Linked DNA regions of Homo sapiens: region 1 is linked to region 2. A link is a contact called in ENCODE Hi-C or POLR2A ChIA-PET data. All regions are on one chromosome and are shown on one strand. The core of a region is the stretch at or near the end of the contact, and the rest is flanking DNA. Distances in the headings are between cores, read along the strand shown.

Evidence for each region. A loop is a pair of places that touch in the nucleus more often than their neighbours do. ChIA-PET counts read pairs that join two places held with the same protein, here RNA polymerase II (POLR2A). Pooled maps may share reads with other maps.
Region 1: a map of naive thymus-derived CD4-positive, alpha-beta T cell shows a loop between it and region 2 (9-fold over the local background). The contact joins the promoter of PDPR here to the promoter of AARS1 in region 2. A Hi-C loop is called at or near these places in 1 of 168 maps with a recorded cell type or tissue (naive thymus-derived CD4-positive, alpha-beta T cell) and 12 of 50 pooled maps. POLR2A ChIA-PET finds 5 or more read pairs at or near these places in 2 of 52 experiments (H1 and WTC11).

Annotation. Positions count from the first base shown.
Region 1 is chr16:70,108,208-70,115,597 of GRCh38, forward strand. It overlaps PDPR (pyruvate dehydrogenase phosphatase regulatory subunit), which reads left to right and starts at 6,125. Exons shown (of 19, transcript NM_017990.5): 1 at 6,125-6,233; 2 at 6,614-6,723. RefSeq lists enhancers at 6,089-6,138, 6,659-7,390.
Region 2 is chr16:70,287,744-70,294,947 of GRCh38, forward strand. It overlaps AARS1 (alanyl-tRNA synthetase 1), which reads right to left and starts at 1,763. Exons shown (of 21, transcript NM_001605.3): 1 at 1,678-1,763. It also overlaps a transcript of DDX19B not described here. RefSeq lists a silencer at 979-1,108.

The DNA.
Region 1 (7,390 bases), core at 4,875-7,374, 180 kb before region 2:
CCAGGGACTGCTCCTTGACCCATTTGGCTGGGAGACCCCTTAGGGTGGGCCAAATAGCAGGGATTTCTTCAGAGAACAACCAGGATCAGGCCATAGAACTGAGCTGCACCCAACAGCCCCAGGTAGCAGTAGGTGACAGCAGTGAAGATCTGTTCAAGTTTCACTGCAGGGCACACAGGCCCAGGTGAAAGGTTGGGCTGACCTCTGACATTGTGTTTCCATGGGCTTTTCCTGTCTGCCACTGCCACCTCCCAAAGAGCAAGCTCTCTGGCTCACTTACTCTCAGGGAGGTTGTAGTATACCCATTTTATAGATGGAAAAGTTAGGCTTCAGTTCTGTAAGGACAGCAGTGGTTTTCTTTTCTGTTCACTCTGTAGCCTCAGAACTGGGTGTAATAGGTAGGCGGGTGGATCTGAGGCCCAGAGAAGGTAAAAGACTCACCCAAGGGGCCCCAGAGAGTTGGGGACAGAACCAGAGACTGAGTCTAATACTTTCCCAGATGTTTTTCTTTTTTTCTTTTCTTTTTTTTTGAGACAGTCTCACTCTGTCGCCCAGGCTGGAATACAGTGGTGCAATCTTAGCTCATTGCAACCTCTGCCTCCCAGGCTCAAGCGATTCTCCTCCTTCAGCCTCCTGAGCTGGGATTACAGGCACATGCCACCATGCCCGGCTAATTTTTGTATTTTTAGTAGAGATGGGGTTTCTCCATGTTGGCCAGGTTGGTCTTGAACTCCTAACCTCAAGTGATCCACCCGCCTTGGCCTCCCAAAATGCTGGAATTACTGGTTTCTTTTTGAGACAGGGTTTCACTCTGCCGCCCAGGGTGGAGTGCAGTGATGCGATCTCAGCTCACTGCAACCTCCTGAGGTTCTTCTAGCGATTCTCCTGCCTCAGCCTCTCGAGTAGCTGGGATTACAGGCACCCGCCACCATTCCTGGGTAATTTTTATATTTTTAGTAGAGACGGGGTTTTGCCATGTTGGCCAGGCTGGTCTTGAACTATTGACCTCAGGTGATCCTCCCTCCTTGGCCTCCCAAAGTGCTGAGATTACACGCGTGAGCCACCTCGCCCGGCCTGTGAAGTCCTTAAGATGGAGATTTACAAAGGAAAATGAAAGCCAGAGGTGAGGTTTTGGTTTAAGTGAGTTGCAGAGGCAACAGTAACTAAAGGGTCAGGATTGTAGAGAGGAGAGCTGACAGCCTGCAGCCACTTGCATTTGCCAACTCTGGCCAGAGGCTGAGGATCCAGGTTTTTTATGTTTTTATAGTCTCACCAGCCGGAGTGACAAAATTTGGAGGCTTGAATGGCCTCGAATAGATGGCTAGGTCTCAAGCCATCTGGTGAAATCTGAATACACAAGATGCAAACCTGAAACACTAAGCTTAGACCTCTCTAAAGCAGAGCGGAATTTTGCAGAGTCACAGTGCTGAGTAAAAAAATTACCCAGGAATGGTGGCGGGTGCCTGTAATCCCAGCTACTCGAGAGGCTGCGGCACGAGAATCGCTAGAACTGAGGAGACAGAGGCTGCAGTGAGCTCAAATCGCTTCACCGCAGTGAGCTGAGATCGCGTCACTGCAGTGAGCTGAGATTGCGTCACTGCATTCCAGCCTGGGCGGCAGAGTGAAACCCTGTCTCAAAAAAAAAAAAGAAAGAAAGAAATCAGTAATTCCAGCACTTTGGGAGGCCAAGGTGGGTGGATCACTTGAGGTTAGGAGTTCAAGACCAACCTGGCCAACATGGAGAAACCCCATCTCTGCTAAAAATACAAAAATTAGCCAGGCATGGTGGCGTGTGCCTGTAATCCCAGCTCAGGAGGCTGAAGAAGGAGAATCGCTTGAGCCTGGGAGGCAGAGGTTGCAATGAGCTGAGTAGACAGTTTTCAAGATCTCTCAAAAGGAGGGAACCTGGGGTATACTACGGGATTTCAGTTGAAAGACTTGGAGAGCTAGGCCCTGGGAACAGAGGCAAGTGAAGTAGACAGAACCCTATCAACACTGCATCCCATAGACCTTGAGCTAATAAACACAGAAGGAATTACAGAATTAGAAAGTTACCATTTGATAACCACCATAGTAAAATCGTCTCAAGCAAGTCGAGTCAGTGGATAATAAAACTAGTGAGGCTGGGTGTGGTGGCTTATGCCTCTAATCCCAGCACTTTGGGAGGCCAAGGCAGGCGGATCACTTGAGGTCAGGAGTTCAAGACCAGCCTGGCCAACATGGTGAAACCCCATCTCTACTAAAAATACAAAAAAATTAGCCGGGCATAGTGGTGGGCGCCTGTAGCCCCAGCTACTCGGGAGGCTGAGGCAGGAGAATGGCGTGAACCCAGGAGACGGAGCTTGCAGCGAGCCGAGATGGTGCCACTGCACTCCAGCCTGGGTGACTGAGCGAGACTCCGTCTCAAAAAAAAAAAAAAGAGAGAGAAGTTCCAGGCCGGGTGTAGTGGCTCACGCCTGTAATCCCAACACTCTGGGAGGCCGAGGCGAGCGGATCACAAGGTCAGGAGATCGAGACCATCCTGGCCAACATAGTGAAACCCCATCTCTATTAAAAATACAAAATTTAGCTGGGTGTGGTGGCACACGCCTGTAATCCCAGCTGCTCAGGAGGCAGAGGCAGGAGAATCCCTTGAACCAGGGAGTTGGAGGTTGCAGTGAGCCGAGATCGCACCACAGCAGTCTAGCCTGGCGACACAGTAAGACTCCGTCTCAAAAAAAAAAAAAAAAAAGAAGTTCCTGGCTGGGCGCAGTGGATCAAGAGATCGAGACCATCCTGGCCAACATGGTGAAACCCCGTCTCTACTAAAAATACAAAAATTAGCTGGGCATGGTGGCATGTGCCTGTAGTCCCAGCTGCTCAGGAGGCTGATGCAGGAGAATGGCGTGAACCCGGGAGGCAGAGCTTGCAGTGAGCTGAGATCGCGCCACTGTACTCCAGCCTGGGTGACAAAGCAAGACTCCGTCTCACAAAAAAAAAAAAAAAAAAAAAAAAAAAAAGAGTACTGATTGCTACTCGCAACATTCTTCTCTTCCCATGGTGTGAATGAGAACATCCCTGCTTTCCACACAAACACAGGCTCTCAAGCACACGAGAAGCATGCCAGGTGTCAGGTCCTTTCTGTGAAGTCGGTTGTAGGCAGATGTCCAGTCTACTGATGGGGACAAGAACTTCAGAGGGAGGAGGGAGGCCTTCCCCACAGCCATGCCGGTGCTGCAGGGAGGTAAGATAAACGCCTGCATCTTAGCGACCTCAGATCCAAATTCATTCTTACACTGTGGTAACATAGGTATGTCAAATGTTTGTCTGTACACTGTTTATCCTGTGTGGTAGCAAATACATTTACCAAGTCACTGCAGATGAAGATTTCACAAGAGGACTTGACAAGCGTAATTAAAACGTCTGTTTAGGGCAAGACATGGTGGCTCATGCCTCTAATCCCAGCACATTGGGAGGCCAAGGCAGGTGGATCTCTTGAGGTCAGGAGTTTAATGCCAGCCTCAGCAACATAGTGAAACCCCACCTCTACCAAAAAATACAAAAGTTAGCTGGGGACGGTGGCACGCGCCTGAGGTCTCAGCTATTCGGGAGGCTGAGGTGGGAGAATCGCTAGAGCCCAGGAAGTTAAGACTGCAGTGAGCCGTGATTGCACCACTGTGCTCCAGCCTGGGTGACAGGGTGAGAGCTAATCTCAAAAAATAAAAATAGGCTGGACGCGGTGGCTCACGCCTGTAATTCCAGCACTTTGGGAGGCCTAGGTGGGCAGATCACGAGGTCAGGAGTTTGAGACCAGCCTGGCCAACATAGCGAAACCCTGTCTCTAATAAAAATACAAAAATTAGCCCAGCGTGGTGGCGCACGCCTGTACAGTCCCAGCTACTGGGGAGGCTGAGGTAGGAGAATCCCCTGAACCTGGGAGGCAGAGGTTGCAGTGAACCGAGACCACACCATTGCACTCCAGCCTGGGCAACAGAGTGAGCCTCCATCTAAAAAATAATAATAAAATAAAAACACTCAATCCCCTAGAAAAAATAGTGCATCAGTGGTTATGAGAACCTACTAAGGACAAGACCCATCTTTGACAATGAAAGGGGCCTTAGGACTTACTTCCCTTTTTTTTTTTTTTTTGAGACAGTCTCGCTCTGTCGCCTAGGCTAGAGTGCAGTGACACAATCTTGGCTCACTGCAACCTCCGCCTCCTGGGTTTAAGCAATTCTCCTGTCCCAGCCTCCCAAAGTAGCTGGGATTACAGGCATGTGCCACCACGCCCAGCTAATTTTTGTATTTTTTAGTAGAGATGGGGTTTCACCATATTGATCAGGCTGGTCTCGAACTTCTGACCTCACGTGATCCAACTGCCTTGGCCTCCCAAAGTGCTGGCATTACAGGCATGAGCCACCGCACCCAGCCTGACTTAGCATTTTGGAGTGGAGGCCGATCATGGTGATGGAGAAGGAAATCAGGGACAGATCTACACCATTTGTTTGCTATTTACTGCACGTAAACAGAATGAAATCAACACATTAAGTATTTCACTTGATTTCATCCACCATCTCCTGCAGACAACCAGGTTTCTCCCAAATTCATGTGCCTGGAAATGGCTTGAACCAAATGGTTCATGAGGAAAACCTGTGATATTTTTCATGAAATCGCCACATCTGGGCATCAGGAAAGCCTTCCCCGAGAATGTCTCAAATTGGTCAGCCGTTTTCTCTTTTTTTAGACAGGTAGGTGTCCCCAAGCATTCAATCCTAGCTAAAATATGGAAGTATTTATCTAGCACAGGAGCCTATGGCATAGTTTCAGTCCACTGTCTGGCAGACCTCATCTGGGCTGTCTTTGTGTGATTTGACTGGCCAGTAAATGGGGTATAAACTATGTAGGCTGTGGCCTGGCCTTGTGACAGAGGGGTCCCTGGAACTTGACTGCCACTCCCTAAGAGCAGAAACCGCCTCTTTCTTGTACATTGCTGGATCCCATCATCCTGCACAGTGCCTGGCTACAGGTGGCCAGCAATAAAACACAAGATTGGGGCAGGCACAGTGGCTCACGCCTGTAATCCCAGGACTTTGGGAGGCTGAGATGGAAGGATCACTTGAGGCCAGGAGTTCAGGCCCAGCCTAGGCAACATAGTGAGCCTATCTCTACAAAAAAAAAATTTTTTTTAAATTAATAAAACACAAGATTGGTTTGTGTGGTGAGACAGTATTGAATCCAACAAACGGGAACTGGATAGTGTGGCCCAAGATGCAATGGTGGCTGCAGCATGAGACCCTTATGCATATAATATTCAGTGGAAGAGGTGCCAGGCACTGTTCTGGGTGCTGAGAATAAAGCTATGCATAAGACTAAGGTTCTGTCGACAGAGATCGTGTCACACCAGTGGAAAAGACAGTCATCAAACTTATATCCTTGAGTCAGTGATGAGTTCTAGAAGGAAAGAAAAGGCTGATGTGACAGTGAGGAAGGGATGAGTGGAGACTTCTCTGAGACTTCAGTGATTCCTCTTCCTCTGAGCTGAGCCAAGCTGAGAAGCTGAGAAGAGTAAGATAGGGCCGGGAACTCAGGTCCGTTAGTCCGTCCTCCGAGGTGGGGCGGGCCAGCAGAATGGATTTCCGATCTACTCTGTGAGAGCCTCGCCCAAGAAAGCCCAGAGCCACTTCCAAGATCCGCGCTCCCACGGCGATGAGAAGCGTTTTCCCCCGGGACTGCTTGGCTTAGGACTGGGGACCCACTGGCTTTGGAGTAAGCCCTGGCACGGGCCTCGAGGGAAGAAAGAACTCCCGCGCTCCCCACACTCCACAGGGCCTGCGATCATCTCAGATGTTCCGGTTCCACGTGCAGAAACCCCGCCGGTCCGAGGCCCCGGTTCTAAAACGGCCCTAAGAGTCAAGGCTTCCACAGCTCGCCTCTGAGGGTGGCAAAGAGGCCGCGGGGGCGGTGCCTCGCGAGACCCAAACAAGCCCACGTGGCAGGGGCGGGGCTCCGCGAAGGCGTCACGGCGCGCTCGTGCGCTGCTGAGGTCACGCGCCGGCAGTACCCTTGCCCGGGGGCCGTAAAGCGCGGAAGGTCGCGGTCTCGGCTTCCCCGGAACTTTTTGCTCGCTTCGCCCCGCCCCCTTCCCATCCCCGAACCCCGCTTTCCGGCCCGCGGCGACCCCAGGCAACTGTTGTGGCTGCCGCATTGCTCCCGCCGGGCTGTAGCTGAGCGCGGAGCCCGTGGGGACCGGTGAGGTAAGGAGATAGCTTCGGGGCAACTCTGGCCTCCCCGTCCGCGCGGGCCTAAGCGCCCCGGGACCCCTGGGTTCCCCTCTTTCTCCTTTGGTTTCGCCCGGGGGTGGTCCCCGCTAGCTCACGCTTCCAGTGGGTTCCGCCTGGCCTCTCGCGAAGTCGCGTCCGGGCGCCAGTACTCGTCCCCGTAAGGTTGTCCGCTCGTGCCTTGGCTTGTGTTCTCGGCTACCCCTGGGCGTGCGCACCGCTCCTCCAGGAGCCTGCACTTCAGCCCCGATGCCAGGGCGGCCGGGGTGACCTCGGGCTCCCCCGTCTCGGGCTTGCACACCCCTGCGGCGCAGAGCCAACTCCAGCTTGTCTAGCCCGGTCCTCCATCCCTGCAGATGGAACTGTTTTCCCGCGTTGAGACGTGCGGTCCGCTTGTGCTTTTAGAACTAAAGACTGCTGCAGAGTCCGGAGGAAGAAGTCACCTAGAAAAATCTGGGACAGGGCAGTAAGCTTCCTTCTTAATGTTTGACCTTTGGGGGCCGATGTGTGATACCTCGGATTTGAATCAAGAATCTCCAAGCCCATTTTCCGCATGCATGTAAACGTGATGTACCGGGATGGGGTCTGGTGGTGGAGGAGGAGCCAGCCTGACGGATAAGCTTTTCCAGTGGCAGGGACTTGTGTTAATTTCTTTTTTCTTTTTTTTTCTTTTTTCCGAGACAGAGTTTCACTCTGTCGCCCAGGCGGGAGTGCAGTGGCGCGATCTCGGCTCACTGCAACCTCTGCCTCCTGGGTTCAAGCAATTCTCCTGCCTCAGCCTCCCAAGTAGCTGGGAATACAGGTGTGCGCCACCACGCCCGGCTAATTTTTGTGTTTTTAGTAGAGACGGGGTTTCACTATGTTGGCCAGGCTGGTCTCGAACTCCTGACCTCGTGATTCTCCCGCCTCAGCCTCCCAAAGTGCTGGGATTACAGGCGTGAGCCACTGCGCTCGGCCAACTTGTGTTAATTTCTTAAACTTGCGTGATCACCTGGTGTACTTGTTGAAAAATACAGCTCCCTGGAGTGGCAGGATCAGAATCTGCCGAGGTGGACCGTGGGAATCTGTCATTTTTAAACAAGTGTCCCAGGTGGTTCTTTTGCTGAGGCAAGTGTGGGAAATGTTGTGTGAAC
Region 2 (7,204 bases), core at 513-3,012:
AACAACAACAAACGTAAAGACACTTTTTCTTTTTTTTGAGACGGTGTTTCGCTCTTGTAGCCCAGGCTGGAGTGCAATGGTGCGCAACCTCGGCTCACCGCAATCTCCACCTCCCGGCTTCAAGCGATTCTCCTGCCTCAGCCTCCTGAGTAGCTGGGAATACAGGCATGTGCCACCACACCTAGCTAATTTTGTATTTTTAGTAGAGACGGGGTTTCTCCATGTTGGTCAGGCTGGTCTCGACCTCCTGACCTCAGGCGATCTGCCCGCCTCGGCCTCCCAAAGTGCTGGGATTACAGGGGTGAGCTACCGCGCCCGGCCAAGACACTTATTTAAGACAGCCTTCCCCTTCTTCTTTTTTTTTTTTTTTTTTTTTTGAGACGGAGTCTCGCTCTGTTGCGCAGGCTGGAGTGCAGTGGCGCGATCTCAGCTCACTGCAAGCTCCGCCTCCCGGGTTCACGCCATTCTCCTGCCTCAGCCTCCCGAGTAGCTGGGACTACTGGGACTACGGGCGCCAGTCACCACGCCCGGCTATTTTTGTATATTTGGTAGAGATGGGGTTTCACCGTGTTAGCCAGGATGGTCTCAATCTCCTGACCTCGTGATCTGCCCACCTCGGCCTCCCCAAGTGCTGGGATTACAGGCGTGAGCCACCGCGCCCGGCCGCCTTCCCCTTCTTGATAAGGCTCCCCCTCTTTTACTGTCTCACAGCCTCAAGTGTTTCCCTTCATAATTTCCATACGCGCTTCATGGATTGTTTAATGTGCGCCTCCCCCATCAGGCTGTCAGTTCCATCCCAGCAGCAACGACTGTTCTGGGCTCTTTTTTTTTTTTTTTTTTTGAAACGGAGTCTCCCTCTGTCACCCAGGCTGGAGTGCAATGGTGTGATCTCAGCTCACTGCAACCTCCGCCTGCCGGGTTCAAGCGATTCTCATGCCTCAGCCTCCGGAGTGGCTGAGAGTACAGGCGCGCGCCGCCACGCTCGGCTAATTTTTGTATTTTTAGTAAAGACGGGGTTTCACCATGTTGGCCAGGCTAGTCTCGAACCCCTGACCTCAGGTGATCCGCCCGCCTCGACCTCCCAAAGCGCTGGGATTACAGGCGTGAGCCTCCGCGCCTGGCCCTGGGCTATTACAGCACATCCTCAGCATCTAGTACAGTGGCTGCTAAATACGTATTTCGTGATCAGGTATACTAATCCTTTAACACCAAGTTCGGAATTAACTCACATGCTTCAAAGCACACCGAGAAATACAAACTGTTTTACAGAACAGCTTAAGATGACGGTCTCGGTGCGCCTGGACCGGCATCAGCTGTTTAGTTAATTTTAAGAAATCAAGGAATGGCTGGCTTACAGCAGGATTGCACCCAGCTGGCCCATCCTTCCTCCCGTGCCCCCACCCGCCCCTAGGGGATTAAAACCAAGGGAGCTAAAACCCCAGGTTGGCAACCGTGAGGTATTGGTGCTCAGCAAATCCACCCGAGGCCGCGACACTCGCAGCGCTCCCGGGGGCGAACGCAAGGCCACACTGTCCAGCTCCCGCTCCAGCCCAGACTGGGCTTCTCCAGGCCACGCGGGGCCTGATCCTGGGGCCCACTGCGGCTGCGGAGCTTTCCCCCCAGTCTGCGGGCCCAGCCGCTCTCCTAGCACCGCAGAGCTCTCCGAGGGCGGCCTACCTCTCCTAGGGTCGCCGTCCCCAGCTCCTCCCTCAGAGTCCCCCGCCAAGGGCCCGCTGCACCTATTCCCGCAGACGCGCAGCTGTACCGGCCTCAGACCACGACCTACCACAACCCGCCACGCTCCGTCCAATCAGAGCGCGCCGACGGAAAGTGCCCCGCCGCGCCTTACCTCATGAGATATTATTGGTCAACCAACATGCCAGTCAAACTGAGGACGAATCCGTTCATTAGTGGATTCCTGGGAAGGCGGCTCTAACTTGGCTGATGCAACTGCGAGAAAAGGTGGGATGGGGTGCGTCACATGATCGAGTTAGACCCCCCCCCGCCCCCCCCGCCCCCCCCCGCCCCCGGCTCCCGGAGGTCGACATTTTGGTTTCCATAGGCAAAGTCCTAACACCACAATTGACATAGTTAAAAAGGGGAGACGGTAACGTGTTTGGTAGAGGTTACATATCTTGCTATAGTTGTTTATTTTAGTTGCTGAGTGATACACAGCCCTCAAAGAGTCTGACATTGTGCCCATGGTTACACTTGTCCGGGGGAGACCTTGAATTTGGTGTGGAAGAAATAACATCAGTAGTTCAGGTACGATTGGATCAGCATCTGGTCCTCGATTTGCCTTTGGAAAAAAAAAAGTTAATATTTATAGGCCTGGGGGAGGAGGGTGAATATATATATATACATATACATATATACATGCCAGGTGCGGTGGCTCACGCCTATAATTGCAACACTTTGGGAGGCCAAGGTGGGAAGATCACCTGAACCCAGGAGTTGGAGACCAGCCTGGTCAACATAACTAGACCCTGTCTCTACGAAAAATTTTTTAAAAGGCCGGGCGCGGTGGCCCACACCTGTAATCCTAGCACTTTGGGAGGCTGAGGCCAACGGATGACGAGGTCAGGAGACCGAGAGCATCCTGGCCAACATGGTGAAACCCCGTCTCTACTAAAAACACAAAATTAGCCGGGCGCGCATCTGTAGTCCCAGCCACTCGGGAGGCTGAGGCAAGGGAATCCCTTGACCTCGGGAGGCGGAAGTTGCGGTGAGCCGAGATGGCGCCACTGCACTCCAGCCTGGCTACGGAGCAAGACTCCGTCTCAAAAAAAAAAATAAAAAATAAAAATTAGCCAGGCATAGTGGCGCATGCTTGTAGTCCCAGCTACTTGGGAGGTTGAAGTGGGAGGATCACTTGAGCCTAGGAAGTTGAGGCTGCAGTGAGCCCTGATCGTGACACTGCATTCCTTGGGCGACAGAGCGAGGCCCTGTCTGAAAAATATGTATGTATTTATACGTGAGGCATTGCATCAAACATTTCACATGCTTATTTCATTTGATTTTTAAACTGTGTATGAGGTCAGCTGGAGTCCCCTTTTTACAAATGAGGAAATTACCTTGCACAAGTTCACACCCAATAGTAAGTTGTGGAGACAGGATCCAAACCTGTGTCTATTTAACTCCAAAGCCCATGCTCTTAACCACTGCACTATTACCTCCATCATCTGATATATCCAAATACACGGGTAATAAATTGTGCTGCTGGTCATAACTCAAGTTACAGACAATACAGAAAAATACTACTTTTTATGCAAAAAGAGCATCCTACACAAAAAGAAGGTCAAGCCCAAAAGCCAGTAAAAACATAAATCATTTGATTTACTTTCCCACTTCATAGCTGCTCACAAATAGTAATCATCAAACCTACCATTTATTGAGCACTTAGTATACAGCAGGCACCAATCTAAGCTTTTAATCCTCACAACCTTATCATGAGTTACTACTACTATCTGCTTTTAACAGAGTAAAATAAGGCAGAGAGAGAGGTTAAGTAACACAGCTGAGGGCAAAACCAGGAGACACAAGTGTTTATTCTGATCCACAGTGCCCTAAATAACATATATTTAGCTTAAACAATCTGGGAAATGAGTCAGACTTCTAAGCCACCACACTTAAAATAGAAAGCCAAAAGGTATGTATGAATTGTACTTTCAGAATAAAATAATACAGGTTGTAATCTCAATAATTTAGTTCTGCTGCCAGAGTTGTTACTAGGATAGTACCTTCATTAATAAAATAATTATAAACAGATTAAAATAATTTTTTGGCCTAGCGTGGTGACTCATGCCTGTAATCCCAGCACTTTTGGGAGGCCTAGGCAGGCAGATCATGAGGTCAGGAGATTGAGACCATCCTGGCTAACACGACGAAACCCCGTCTCTACTAAAAAATACAAAAAAAGTAGCCGGGCGTGGTGGCGGGCGCCTGTAGTCCCAGCTACTCTGGAGGCTGAGGCAGGAGAATGGCGTGAACCCGGGAGGCGGAGCTAGCAGTGAGCCGAGATCAGGCCACTGCACTCCAGCCTGGGCCGCAGAGCGAGACTTTGTCTCAAAATAAATAAATAAATAAATAAGAATTTTTTATTCACCCATTAAGAGAGATTGTAGGCCAGCACAGAGACTCACACCTGTAATCCCAACACTTTGGGAGGCCAAGGCAGGAGGATCAATGGAGCCCAAGTGTTTGAAACCAGCCTAGGCAACATAGTGAGACTCTGTTAAAAAAAAAAAATTCTTTTTAATTAGCTAGGCGTGGTGGCATTCGCCTGTAGTCCCAGCTGCTCAAGAGGCTGAGGAAGGAGAATCACTTGGAGCCCAGAAGCTGAAGGCTTCAGTGAGCTGAGATCTCGCGACTGCACTCCAGCCTGGGCAACAAAGCAAGACCCTTGTCTCTCTCTCTTTTTTTTTCCTTTTTTTGAGGCAGAGTTTCACTCTTGTTGCCCAGGCTGGAGTGCAATGGCATGATCTCGGCTCATGTCAACATCTGCCTCCTGGCTCAGCCTCCCGAGTAGCTGAGATTACAGGCGCCACCACCACGCCCAGTTATTTTTTTTTCTTCTATTTCTAGTAGAGATGAGGGTTTCGCCATGTTGGCCAGGCTGGTCTTGAACTCCCGACCTCAGGTGATTCGCCTGCCTTGGCCTCCCAAAGTGTTGGGATTTCAGGCGTGAGCCATCGCGTCCGGCCCCCTTGTCTCTTAAAACAAAAAAAAGAAAGAAATTGTAATTGAGGCCCAAAAGTCTCATTCTAATATAATTATCTAATGATATTTTTCTGTGATATTTTTCTCTTGTAGATGTCAACTACATGCTAGAAAGAATGCTATCTTAATGCAATGTGCAAATTATGTATTTTAGGAAACTACTGGCAAGTTCTTGATTTACTCTAGGCTAAGCAAATAGGCCTGTAGGTGGGAGTGAGCGATATGCACATGGCTTGCTCTCCAGTAGAACATTTGTTGAACTCCATCTTGGGGCATGAGAAAGATAACCAAAGAACTGAAATAGTACAACAGCTGTGATTGCCCCACTACCCTCCAGCCTGGGCCGCAGAGTGAAACAACAGGCCAGGCACAGTGGCTCATGCCTGTAATCCCAACACTTTGGGAGGCCGAGGCGGGCAGATCACCTGAGGTTGGGAGTTCAAAATCAGCCTGGTCAACCTGGTGAAACCCCATCTCTACTAAAAATACTAAAATTATCTGGGTGTGGTGGCGGCCACCTGTAATCCCAGCTACTCAGAAGGCTGAGGCAGAGGCTGCAGTGACTCAAGATTGTGCCACTGCACTCCAGCCTGGGAGACAAGAGGGAAACTCTGTCTCAAAAAAATTAAATTAAATTAAATTTAAAAAATAATAAAAACAACAAACAGAAACAGGCCGGCGTGATGGCGTATACCTTTAATCACCATACTTTGGGATTCTGAGGTGGGTGGATGGCTTGAGCCCAGGAGTTTGAGACTAGCCTGAGCAACATGACAAAACTCAACCTCTACAAAAAAATACAAAAATTAGCTGGGCATGGTGGCATGCATCTGTAGTCCCAGCTATTCAGGAGGCTGAGGTGGGAGGATAGCTTGAGACAGGGAAGTAAAGGATGCAGTAAGCCATGATCGTGCCACTGCACTCCAGCCTGGGTGGCAGAATGAGACAGTGTCTCAATTGAAAAAAAAAAGAAAGAAATGGAAACAAGTGGAAAAAAAAAAAAACTAACATAGCTTTGGAAGGATGTAGCGCTAGACTCTTAACTCTCCCATGGCATCTTAGCTACTTTTAGCATCTATAAAATGGGTTTACAATGCTGGCTTATTTGGTACTAAGTCAAATGGGGATGGCTGAATTTTTTTTTTTTTTTTTTTTTTTTTGAGACGGAGTCTCGCTCTGTCGCCCAGGCCGGACTGCGGACTGCAGTGGCGCAATCTCGGCTCACTGCAAGCTCCGCTTCCTGGGTTCACGCCATTCTCCTGCCTCAGCCTCCCGAGTAGCTGGGACTACAGGCGCCCGCCACCGTGCCCGGCTAATTTTTTGTATTTTTAGTAGAGACGGGGTTTCACCTTGTTAGCCAGGATGGTCTCGATCTCCTGACCTCATGATCCACCCGCCTCGGCCTCCCAAAGTGCTGGGATTACAGGCGTGAGCCACCGCGCCCGGCCAAGGCTGAATTTTTAAGAACCTCTAAAGGAATATTTCAATTGAGCATATTATAATTTTTTTGTCTAATGTACTTTTCAGACCATAAAACGCTAAAGGAATCACCTAGGATCTTAAAATATTGCTAAATTGAATAGGTCTGGGGTAGGGCCTGAGAGCCTGAATTTTTTTTTTTTTTTTTTTTTTTTTTTGAGACGGAGTCTCACTCTGTCGCCCAGGCTGGAGTGCAGTGGCGCGATCTCTGCACACTGCAAGCTCCGCCTCCCGGGTTCACGCCATTCTCCTGCCTCAGCCTTGCGAGTAGCTGGGACTACAGGCGCCCGCTACCACGCCCAGCTAATTTTTTGTATTTTTAGTAGAGACGGGGTTTCACAGTGTTAGCCAGAATGGCCTCGATCTCCTGACCTCGTGATCCACCCGCCTCGGCCTCCCAAAGTGCTGGGATTACAGGCGTGAGCCACCGTGCCCGGCCGAGAGCCTGCATTTTTAACAGGCTTCAGGCGATATCTATGCTGCTGAGAGATTATACTTGGAATACCAAGGGTCTAGATTAGAGGATGTGCGTCTGCACCTATTTGTTCAGATGCAAAATTTTTAAAAAGTTTGACCCACGGGGGGAGATGCTAATGGCTCATGATTCACCAAATGAGTGACCACTATGTGTTAGTCACTGAGGATCAAGATTAAAGATCTTGCCCTGCCCTCATGGAGTTCCCAGTCTCACCAGGAAGCCAGACATTTAGCAGGAAACAAAGCCCTCTGCGGGAGGCTTGCGCTTGTCTTTGGCCCCCAGAGTTCCTGGGGCGCGTGCCCGAGCGCTGTACCGTCCCCTCAGCTGATTGGCTGACAGGATTTCCAGGCCTCAGCCAATGAGGCTCCGGCTTGGCCAGTGCCAAGAGCAGCGGTTGTTGGAGTGTAACTGCCATGCTCAGCCGCGATGGCTGGGGCTGCCGGGCGCGTCCAAGATCGCGCCCTGCGGCGGTTTCCCATCACCCTGCCTGTGGGCGACGTGAGTATCTGCGAGGGTAGAAGCCAGACC